4 separate regions of the Homo sapiens genome follow, and regions 2, 3 and 4 are each linked to region 1. Evidence: chromatin loops called from intact Hi-C (ENCODE). Cell type or tissue: natural killer cell. All regions are shown on one strand. Region 1 overlaps SETBP1 (SET binding protein 1). Region 2 overlaps SETBP1 (SET binding protein 1). Region 3 overlaps SETBP1 (SET binding protein 1). Region 4 overlaps LINC01478 (long intergenic non-protein coding RNA 1478).

The links. Hi-C counts contacts between places; a loop is a spot of excess contacts. Peaks named below come from ENCODE experiments on the same cell type or tissue, not always from the same donor. Only the 100,000 strongest peaks of a DNase experiment are listed, where the experiment ranks them.
Region 2: a loop joins it to region 1, with 2.1 times the contacts of the local background. A loop is called at or near these places in 4 of 110 quality-filtered maps.
Region 3: a loop joins it to region 1, with 10 times the contacts of the local background. A loop is called at or near these places in 3 of 110 quality-filtered maps.
Region 4: it touches region 1 in a loop (5-fold over the local background); 2 of 110 quality-filtered maps call a loop at or near these places.

The regions. Positions count from the first base shown.
Region 1 is chr18:44,724,748-44,727,247 of GRCh38, reverse strand. All of the region lies in intron 2 of SETBP1 (SET binding protein 1), which reads right to left. Among named protein-coding and RNA genes, the nearest start is that of SETBP1, 45 kb to the right of the region's middle. RefSeq lists enhancers at 1,545-1,734, 1,865-1,914. In natural killer cell, no CTCF peak of the experiment used is centred here; a DNase peak (open chromatin) is centred at 1,467; H3K27ac peaks cover 1,996 bases.
Region 2 is chr18:44,837,993-44,840,492 of GRCh38, reverse strand. The region is part of intron 2 of SETBP1 (SET binding protein 1); the gene reads right to left. Among named protein-coding and RNA genes, the nearest start is that of MIR4319, 130 kb to the left of the region's middle. RefSeq lists an enhancer at 875-1,024. In natural killer cell, no CTCF peak of the experiment used is centred here; a DNase peak (open chromatin) is centred at 1,142; H3K27ac peaks cover 576 bases.
Region 3 is chr18:44,886,088-44,888,587 of GRCh38, reverse strand. All of the region lies in intron 3 of SETBP1 (SET binding protein 1), which reads right to left. Among named protein-coding and RNA genes, the nearest start is that of MIR4319, 83 kb to the left of the region's middle. RefSeq lists an enhancer at 1,324-1,553. In natural killer cell, no CTCF peak of the experiment used is centred here; a DNase peak (open chromatin) is centred at 1,197; H3K27ac peaks cover 297 bases.
Region 4 is chr18:44,506,517-44,509,016 of GRCh38, reverse strand. The region is part of intron 2 of LINC01478 (long intergenic non-protein coding RNA 1478); the gene reads left to right. Among named protein-coding and RNA genes, the nearest start is that of LINC01478, 24 kb to the left of the region's middle. In natural killer cell, no CTCF peak of the experiment used is centred here; a DNase peak (open chromatin) is centred at 996; H3K27ac peaks cover 1,838 bases.

The DNA.
Region 1 (2,500 bases):
CTTAAGAGTTTGTTTTATTTGGGTATCAACACACACACACACACACACACACACACACACAGTGATCAAATATTTCAGTCAAATGCATGCAACTCATCCAGAGAGCTCAAACACTGAGTTATCCAAATGTTCCAATGCTAGTTACCCAAACGAACATTATGGAAAAGGACTTCAGAGAGAAGAGTCTGAACAGCAAAACTGAAACATGTTTATAGTGTTAAAAAAAATAAAAAGCTGTCCACCTCTTTTATTTTGCATTTGGATAATGCTTTAAACTTTCCAGGATCCTCTGATAACCACTCCACCCTCACGATGGTAAGATCAATGGCAAATGGATTTATCTCCCCAGTTGATCCCAGAATGAAAAACAGAAACAGAGTGTGTGCACAACTGACACACAATAATCTAGCCAGCCCTTTCATCTTGGGCTCTTCTCCACGTATTATTACAAAAACAAATTATGTAACGAAGCACACAGTTGTGTGGCTTGAGGCATTTATTAAAAATAGGGCCTTTATGAAGTCTTTGTGTACTTTACATATTTAATAAACTTCAAGTTCATGTCACTTAGAATCAAACACGTGATGAAATTTGAAAGTAATATTATTACAGTTTATGACTTCTAATCTGCAAATGGGAGGCGGTCCTATATAGCTTTGTGTTTAAGAATATGAACTTTGAAATCAGACTAACTGGACTTCAAACACTACCTCTTTTATATACTCTCTAGATGTCATTTGGCAAGTTATTCAACCTCCCCATGCCAGTTAACTCATCAGCAAAATGAGAACAGTAAGATTTACCTCTTAAGAGTTTTGGGGAGGATTACATATACATTTGCAGGTAGTAGGCTTAGATTGGTGCCTCCCATACAGAACTCAAGAGATAAGTATTATTATTTGATTATTCATAATCTCTTTCAATGATTGCCAGCTTTAGTTACTACAACAAAACAAAGTCCCTACCTTCCTTGAAAAGAATGTATTATGTATCTAGAACTGTTGGAATGAAAATCAAGAAGGCTTGAAATGTCACTTACAAGCTATGTGTAACAACTCACATGAGTTAGTTGTTAAAGTTTAAAAATTATGTAAGGGTTTCATGAAGCTTTAGGAATGGTCCCTGAATTGGTGGAAAGGAAATTCCCTTCTGAACTTAAAAGTCAAAAAACTTCAGAGGGAAGGAATCTTTTAGAGATCTACTCAAGGTCATATGAAAGTTCTTGGTTCTAATTCCATCCAGGCCACCAGAGAGCCAGGAGATGCCCATCCCCTTTGAAGCTTCTCATGCCTCCCTCCCCACCCCTGGCCACTATTACCACCCTACACCCTTTTCTAACCATAGATTTCTAAGTAAAAAAGGAAATTGTCTAAAACTGAAACTGCCTTAGTCTATTATTGGCTTTGGTGGCTGTGGGAAGAAAACGGAGTTGGAGGGGGGAGGTATGTTGATGAAAATAATCTGAGTCATCACTTCCTGGAAGAGGTGACAGCACACCCAGAGCCGCTGGGAAGTCAGGGGGCCGAGGGGGAGGAGGTCCCAGCTCTGCCACAACCTCACATAGCACCGGGAGGATGTCCCTTAACTTCTGTGGGTTCCTATTGGCAAAATGACCCTAAAGGCCTTCCCAGCTATATGCCCCTATAATTCAGGAAAGGTCCTGGTGAATAAACCATCAGTGCTATTCACTGTCAGCCTAGAAAACAAAATGAACCTGTGCTCCTAAAATATGAAAGCCGAATCTTTCAAGCAAGGGCAGGCTGGTTATGGTTGAGTCAAGACATAACTGCTTTGTTTCCTAACTACTTCCCCAAACCCAGACTCTGCCCCTCCACACACACCCCCCAACCCAGTTTTGCTACACAATTCCTTGGACAGTACAGGTAACTCATTAAGAACAGAGGCCCTGGGATAGCCAGACTTAGTGCAGGAATCACTTTATAGTCTCTCTTAGATGTGAAATTATATGAAATTATTCCCCAAACTGTGAGCAGATACAGATGATTACCAGATTTAGATGTTGAAAAGAAAAGAACAATAACAGCATCAAGATGGGAGTCTCACGTGTTGCAATCACCTGCTTATGTGTCTCCCTAGCCTTGGGAGAGAAAACTGGCCCCTTTTACATTTATCTGATGGTAACTCTATGGGCAGCTACTAAACCCTCCTTTGAAAGTAAACCCCCATTGCCAGTGACCATGTGCTAAATGAGTGAGTGAAGAAATGAATGCTGTGCATCCCAAATTAGGAAGCAAGGAAGGAGGGCACATTCATACAGCTCCTTGAACTCTGCACACACTTTGGCTTCTTGCAGTAATTTAATAATATTCTTGCTCATTCATATTCTTTCTTTCCACTTCCAGCCCCACCCCCACTCATTATGTAGTCTGACTGAATACCACTCAAAATATTTTCTCAATTAGAGGAGAAAACAGGAATTTGCCACTTGTCTGCCTCTATTCTGCTGCCTGTCAGCCTTCAGCAAATATTTCAATCCTGG
Region 2 (2,500 bases), 110 kb before region 1:
CCTGAGGTGAGCTGGCAATTGATCAATTCCCTTATCCCACTGCATGAAGAGAGTTAAAAGTGGGCCATGCTTGGCTTAGCAGAGTCCTTTTGCAAAAGAGGTGTGCTATGCCACTAAGCATGAGCCCCTTGCAGAGGTAGCGCCATGTCACTGCTGGGATCTAGCAAGGGTAGTCATGCTGGTGAATTTGAGCCAAAAGGCATGCTGGCTCATTGGCTGCGAGAAACTAAACAAGTCAGTTCATGTCTCCAACTCAGGGTCCACATCTGTTAAAGATGGAAATTATATATTTGCCATGTTGACCTTGCCAAATGGAGGAATGAGACAATAAACGTTGTAAGCCTCATAAAGAGAAGTGTACACATGGCAGGGTGCAGGGTGCTCTGTCCCTAAATCATGAACAGCCATGGAGAGAATTCGACCATGCACAGGCCTCTTCTGGGGAAACAATAAACACTAAATGCATAAGTCAAATAAAATAAAAAGCAATGTGGATCAAGAAGACAACTTGTTCTCAGAATGACCTCCTTCTTACGTTTTCCTGCTCCTGCTGCTATCAAAAATTACATATCAATATGATTGTTCTCCACCTGCTCTTCCTAAGGAGGTGCAATCACATCCCTCTGTACTATTACTGGGCATTCAGCAAATATCAAGTCTGAGTCCTCCTTTATCTGTCCATCTATTCATTCCACAAATGTTTATCCTGTGCTTACTGTACACAGGTACCCTTAAAACCCATACAGGGAAGGAGAATGCTTATCCCATCTATCTTTCATCTCAGACCTCCACTTATCTGGATGCCCCTCTTTGGTCCTCTACCTGTTGTTATGCTGTTAGAGCCTAAGTAGTCTGGACACTTTGTAATACTGCACATTTACCTCAACCTTGGTGTTATTTCCAGTGCTGGCAGCTCATTCTGCACAGTATACAACTGGACTGCCAAGAGAATGGAAGATTCATAGCAGAGGGCACGTCCCATGGTTCTCCATCACATCTGTAACAATAGCTGAGAGTCCGGAGATGCTCAAAGAGCCAGTGCGGGCTAAGGGCAGCCTCGCAGCAGCAGCAGCAGCAGCAGCAGCAACACCCAGGTTTGCCTAGCATGCTGACTCATTCTTCTTCCTTCCCCATTCACACACCAGTCTGCCCATCCCCCGGGGTGACGGAAGTGGAGAAACAGATTAGACTTTCTATTTTGGCAGAATGTCTGCTACTTCCCTGGTGGCTCTTCACCCTGATCCCACCAAGGAGCACAATTTCTGGGGTTCATCTACACTCGTAAACTGTTTAAGACACTGCCAGCTGAGCATTTCAGGCCCTCCAGAAGCAGTGCTTCCCAGGTCTCTCATCTGTCTATCCTGTAATAGTTAATTCTTTAGAAAGAAGCAATGAGAAGGCTGGGTTTTTTTTTTTTTTAAGATATTAAGAGAATCATTCATTGCTGAGAAGTCACATCAGGGTCTCATCCTTCAAACCGACAGTTGAGTGTGTATCAGCCTGAGAGAGAGCCTGATTATTAGTTTTAAAGAGCTTATTTCATTCTCTTAAAAATGGGATCAGTTCATCTTTGTCACATCTGTCTCTGCATGGCTCCTGCATGCCACAACAACTGTCAGCTCCAGGCATTACGTTATTAAGGTGTAGTGTGGGGTGGGGCTGAGGGGGTCATTCTGGGTGTTCCTGTTTTCCGAAAAAGTGAGCAATGAGATTCAGAACGTAAGTAATTAAAAGGGTTGATTTGCTCACGTGCATTCAAGAAAGAGCTGAGAAGACAGTTTCTATCCAGCCCACCCCATACCCCATTGGTTGGAGAAGGGATGAACTGGGGCTGAAGCACTTTTCTCTTAGCGGCAATAAGCAGGGCCTTGGAGTAAACTGTCCTAGTAAGGAATGATGTAAATGGTACACCTGTCATAAGCATTTGTCACCTTCACACCCCAAGGGCTACCTAGCTTTGGCCAGGTGACAGATGTACAACTGCAGCAAGGGACCCAGATGTTCCCAGTATCTGGATAAAGAGCATCTTCATGGTGTCCCAGCTCCTTCCCATTCTGTCATGAATTACAGTAAGGGCTAAGCTAAAGTATCAGATCAAAAAAGGGTAGAATCTTCCACTGTTCTGGCATATATTGAAGGCTGTCATTCACATCCATAAGAAGACACTGCGCAGGGTGTGAAGCGAATACAGCTCAATACTAAACATCAATACAAAAGGAGTAGATAAGCAGTAAGAGACTCCTACTCTGAAATACAGGATGGATAACATGGAGTAGATAATAAAATGCTAAACTGAATATAGCTGGGTGTTAAATGTGGCTCACAAAATGTTTTAGAAGTGACTGAGGAAGCAAAAGGACAGAGCCAGGCATGGGCTGCTCCAGGCTGAAGGACTTAGAAGAATCCTTAAGCCTGGGATCATCTTCATTACAGAAAGGAGGAGGGAGACTCCACCAAGCATGGGTCAGCAAGAGAAAACAAGCCACAGTGGGAACGAGCC
Region 3 (2,500 bases), 160 kb before region 1:
AAATGAACAGGCTGATTGTGACAGTTTTAATAAAAGCACAAAGCTTTCTTATCTGCTACATTTGCTTTGCACCAAATGGGAAGTGCATCCTTTTGGTACCAATTCAATTCATAAGGCTTGAGGGAAGATAAATCTTTAACTAAAGAAATGAGTGAACAGCATCAGCTTTGAAATACTACTTCTTGGGATCCTGAAAAAAGGCTCCTCCAAGCACTGACCTGAGCAAAACCCCTGGCTGTGTGTGCTCTAAAAGTGGTCTGTAAGTGACATTTTACTAGATGCTAAGAAGGGACCTTCAGGCAGGAGGAACTAACTAACTCACAAGGGATAAATTCCTTGGTTTGAGTTTTATTAGCTCTATTTCTCACCAATTGAGGTGCATGGCTTTAGGCTCAACTTATCCAAGTTGACTCACTGGGAACCTGGTGTAGAAATTGATCACCCCTCCTGGCAGAGACCAGGACCAGCACCCTGAAATACTCCATCCAGGCAGGAACTTGGAATGCCTGTCATCTGGGATGGAGATTGACTGCTCTTCTAATGTTTCAGTTCCTTATTTGATCCCAGAAAATGATTTTCTTGGTTGTCCAGATATTTTTTAGCTTGGCTCTACTGTCTTGCTCCCCAGTGTTCTCTCTGCCTCCCACTGAGCCCTCGTATTTTGGAATCTGGGTTCCAGGTATTTACAATTGGATAACCTGCTGTTGCTCCTTGACATGATCTTTGTTTGACCACCTCTGCCTAGGCTTTTGACTCCTTCTGGCCTTCCCCTGCTCTAATAAGCCCTGGGCATCCGGGACACAATTGGCCACTTGCTCACTACTTTCTGCCTGCCTTTTTCTGTTGTCTGTGGCCTGAGGATTTTACCCACTCTGAGTGGGTATCACTGATGATCCTAGCTTGTCCTTGCTCCTGTATTCTTACTCGGAAGATATTCTGTGGCCCTTGGCCTGAGCCTGTGCACACTACAGTCTGTTTTCCTGCCACTAAGGACTTAGTTGAGAACAGAGAAAAGCCCTCTGTTTTGTCATCTCATTATCAGAGCTGCCTTCTCTGCTCTAAGGGTAGGAGTCTCTAGTCCTATCAAGAGGGAAATTCCCAGGTAATCTTGTTCATGCTCAGAATAGCCAGAGATAGCTGTAAATACCTGGTTGGCTGGAACAATGTGCCAACCAGGCAACTGGGGACTTCCCCAGTGAGAACAGCAGCCCAGTAGATAAAGGAGTTGTAATTTCTGGGTGTGAATGACTCATGGCCTCCAAATGCATAGTGCTCAGCTCCCTTCAGTCATCAAACATGTCCCAAAGGCCCACTAGGAGCCAGATGCTGCATGAGCAATGAGAGAAAAAGGAAACCTCCTTTTATTGGGCACCTACGTTGTATCATGCACTTTACATTGATCATCTCTAATCCTTCCAGTAACACTCAAAGGGAGTTCATGTCCCCACTTGACAAATGAGAAAATGGAAGTTAAGTAATTTTCTGAAGGTCATACATCTACTAAGAGGAACCACACGATTTTAGAACCAATTCTATCTGACCCCAAAGTCAAAGTTCTTCTTAGATACCACACAGTGACACTACTCACTAATTTACCAATTCCTTCACTCATTCATTCAGCCAACAAGTGTTCCTGAGACACTGCTGCAAGCAAGGTCTCTGACAAGCTGAGTGTGAGAAGACCTTTTGCTAGGAATTCGTCACTTTGGAGGAACTCAGTGGGAAACTCTTTGGGACTTTACAATGCTGTTATCTTTGTGTGGTATCAAATGAAACAGTTGGCTTCCTTTTAACTAATAATAATAATAATAATAATAATAATAATAATAATAAAATGTACAGTCCACCAATCTTTCAAAAGGAGAAGTGATTGCCAAACTAATGAAAATCCCAAAGGTGAGTTTTTTCATTATTTCTGATAGGTGCTCATGTTTAAGAGGAATTGGATGTATCTAAAAGGTGACAGGGCCCTTCCTACAGAAATCACCTGTGCTGACCTAAGGGCTAGAAATTTTAAACATTGCTTTTTTACTTTAAATGAAAACCACCTTGACATATAAATATAAAAGTACACTATCCAACTAGGAAAAATATATCTAATCAAAAAAATAAGAAGACGAGAAAGAGGAAGGCTTTGATCCAAGTAAGTTGAGGAACATCTTGGACAAAGTGAAGATTTAAGTAGTTCATCAAGACGGCTCACTGTCCCAAGTAGTAAGCTCTGGAAGTGCTACACCTATATTGAAAATCCTTCATTTGTACTTCTCATAGCCTCTGGAGGTCTCATCTCTACTGGAATGGGATGGACAAGAATAAAATGCTAGAGGCTGGAAGGCTTCTGAGGCATCATTCAAGTATGCACCTCCCATGTGCTACATGAAGAAACTGAGACACACCGTAGCAAAGACACACTGGCCACATAGCTTAGTCCTTTTCTTGATCCCCCTGAATTTTTATTATTAACTTTATAACATACTTTGGGACATGGTCATGTTGTTTT
Region 4 (2,500 bases), 220 kb after region 1:
TGCTCACTCTGGCCCAAAGAAAATTCTGTTTCTTTGCCATGAGAAATGATGATTTAGGGGCATCATCTCTCTACTGTCCCCTAAATGTGTTTTATCCCATGGTACAGAAGAAAGAGGGGGTATATCATCAGATGGACTTCGCTGTAACTGACTCTCTGATGGTGGGACAATTATCCAAGTGTCAGTACCCTCGTTTGTAAGATGATGACATTGACGCTTAACTCTTAGACCATGGTAAGGATTAAGAATAATACCTGAATTGCTTTGTGGCCACAACATTTATCTACTTCTGTTCTCAGAACTGAGGTTGAGTTGTGAAGCAACAAAATAACAACTTAGCTCAGAGGCTATCTTGAGATATAGTTCTAGGTATTTCAAATGTGGCTAAAATGGGGAGCTGAGGCCAAGAGTGTCATCCCACACAGTTCCTGGAATATCTGTCCGCTCATATCAAATATTTCAAAACTGGGGACTCATTGAGCCCAACCTGTAAACTTTTAAAGTTCCAATGATCATTCTTTGGCCAGTATAGTCACTTGTGTTGTCAATTAATTTTAAGCACCACCTTTCTTCTGGGTTTTGTAGACAACTTTCTTCTACCTCCTATTCTTGGGCAATTCCTTACTCTTCAAGCTTGCATTTTAGCATTGGGTTTCTTTCTCAGATGTTAATGCTTACACTAATGGTTGTTGGTTCTAGAAATCATTATTATTCCTTTGAATTAGCAAATGTTTTCCAAATAGCTTGCTAAAGAGGAACTGGCACTTTCTTTTCCTCTTTCCTTTCTCGTCAAGAATGCTCTGGGTTCACAGCAACCACTGGAGCCTGTCAGCATGCCCATCAGACTGCAAACCAGCCCAGCTGAGGGGAGCACTTGCGGGAAGTTCTCAGGGTCTGCCTGTTTGGTTTGCCTCTTCCTGTTTGCCTTGTAGCTTTAAATAATGCGGTTGCTTCACAACCACTTGTTTTTTGAGTAGGGAACAGGGCATATTTTTCTAGCAGATAAAATGACTTCCCACCATTCACTCTTTGTTATTTCCCCTTTCTGAAGGGCAGTCTGATGAATGCAGGGCAATGTGTAATACATGTTTTCCTGTTTTCTGCTCTTTCTCCATTGGGCTTGTCAGTCAGTCGTGGGCTTGGTTCTGAGGAGGATGTGGCATTCATGAGAAAGAAGTCAAAGAGCGTTTGTGTGATTAACCTTCTCAGAGAGCACATATTCTGACTCCGTGTGAAGATCAGGTTCCAGGGACAGTTAACAATACCCATGATGCTCAATATACAAACCATGAGATGAGAAGTCAGTCATTAATAAAAGGGAGTCATAGAAACTCAGTATTACATCACTATTTCCTGAGATATCATATCAGACAACCTCTGTAGTAACCCACTGGTGAATTGTGATATGATATTGTTGATGAGACACTAATCAAGTGCTTAAATTTACTATGGAGAAAAATAGAGAAAATAATGTGTTTAGGGTCTAGGCCATTTTGGCAAAAGTTCTTTGACCATTCATCATTTCTGATCTTACATCCCACAACGAAAATTTCCCTCTGTATCATTGCCCCCATCTTCTTTGCTGAAGGCTCAGTATCTAGCCAGCTTTCTATCTCAGTTAAGCTTTACCCTTCTATTAGCAAATTTTGGAGCCCCTTTCTGCCTCTAGAGGTTGGTTAATATCTACTAGTTCCAGGGGAGAAGATTGATGTTGCCCACCTGTCTCATTCCAGTGGTATTGAGTGGAAGTAGTTGTCTGAGTAGCAACTAGGAATATAAATTGTTTTTCAGCACTGCATTCATAATGCCAGTTTTTCAAATTAAATTTTTATAAAAAAAATCAATGTAGCTTTAATTTATATTTCCTAAATACATTAAAAATAAGGTATGGGTAGGTAATGGATTCAGGCCATGGGTAGTTCTGGTTTGTGAAATCATTCAGGGTCATACTGAATAAGAAAATTTTGTTTATGTGGTGGGATCTTAGAAGGTCTCCTAATTCAATATGTCAACAGCCTACCTAGTTTGCAATCATAGTTACCACTTAGTTTATTCTAAAACCTCTTTTGATAAGAAAGCCTTTCTCACTGGATATGCAAATATCTTATTATAAATGAACATTTATTTTAGGACACAGGAATAGGACTAGATACAAAGTTGAGTAGTGAGGAAAATGACTAAGGGAAGGGTATTGAGTGTAAAGATGAGGTATATTGGGTGTACAGTTTTTGCTTAATACATATTTTTTTTCCAAAAACTGTCCCCTTGACATATCTTGGCAAGATAAATGCAATGTGGTAATCAAATCAGGTGCTGGGCTCCGAGGCCCCAGATGGAGGGTCATGAGTCAGTCATCATTCCTTGGTCACTCCTGATGGCAACAAGCAATGAAAACCCATCTTCAAACCTCTACAGAGGCACCAGCTGTTCCCTTTACCCCTTCTAGTGTGAAGGAGCCACATCAGCCAAGTATGATAATCTCCTCCTGCTGCTCTGTCAT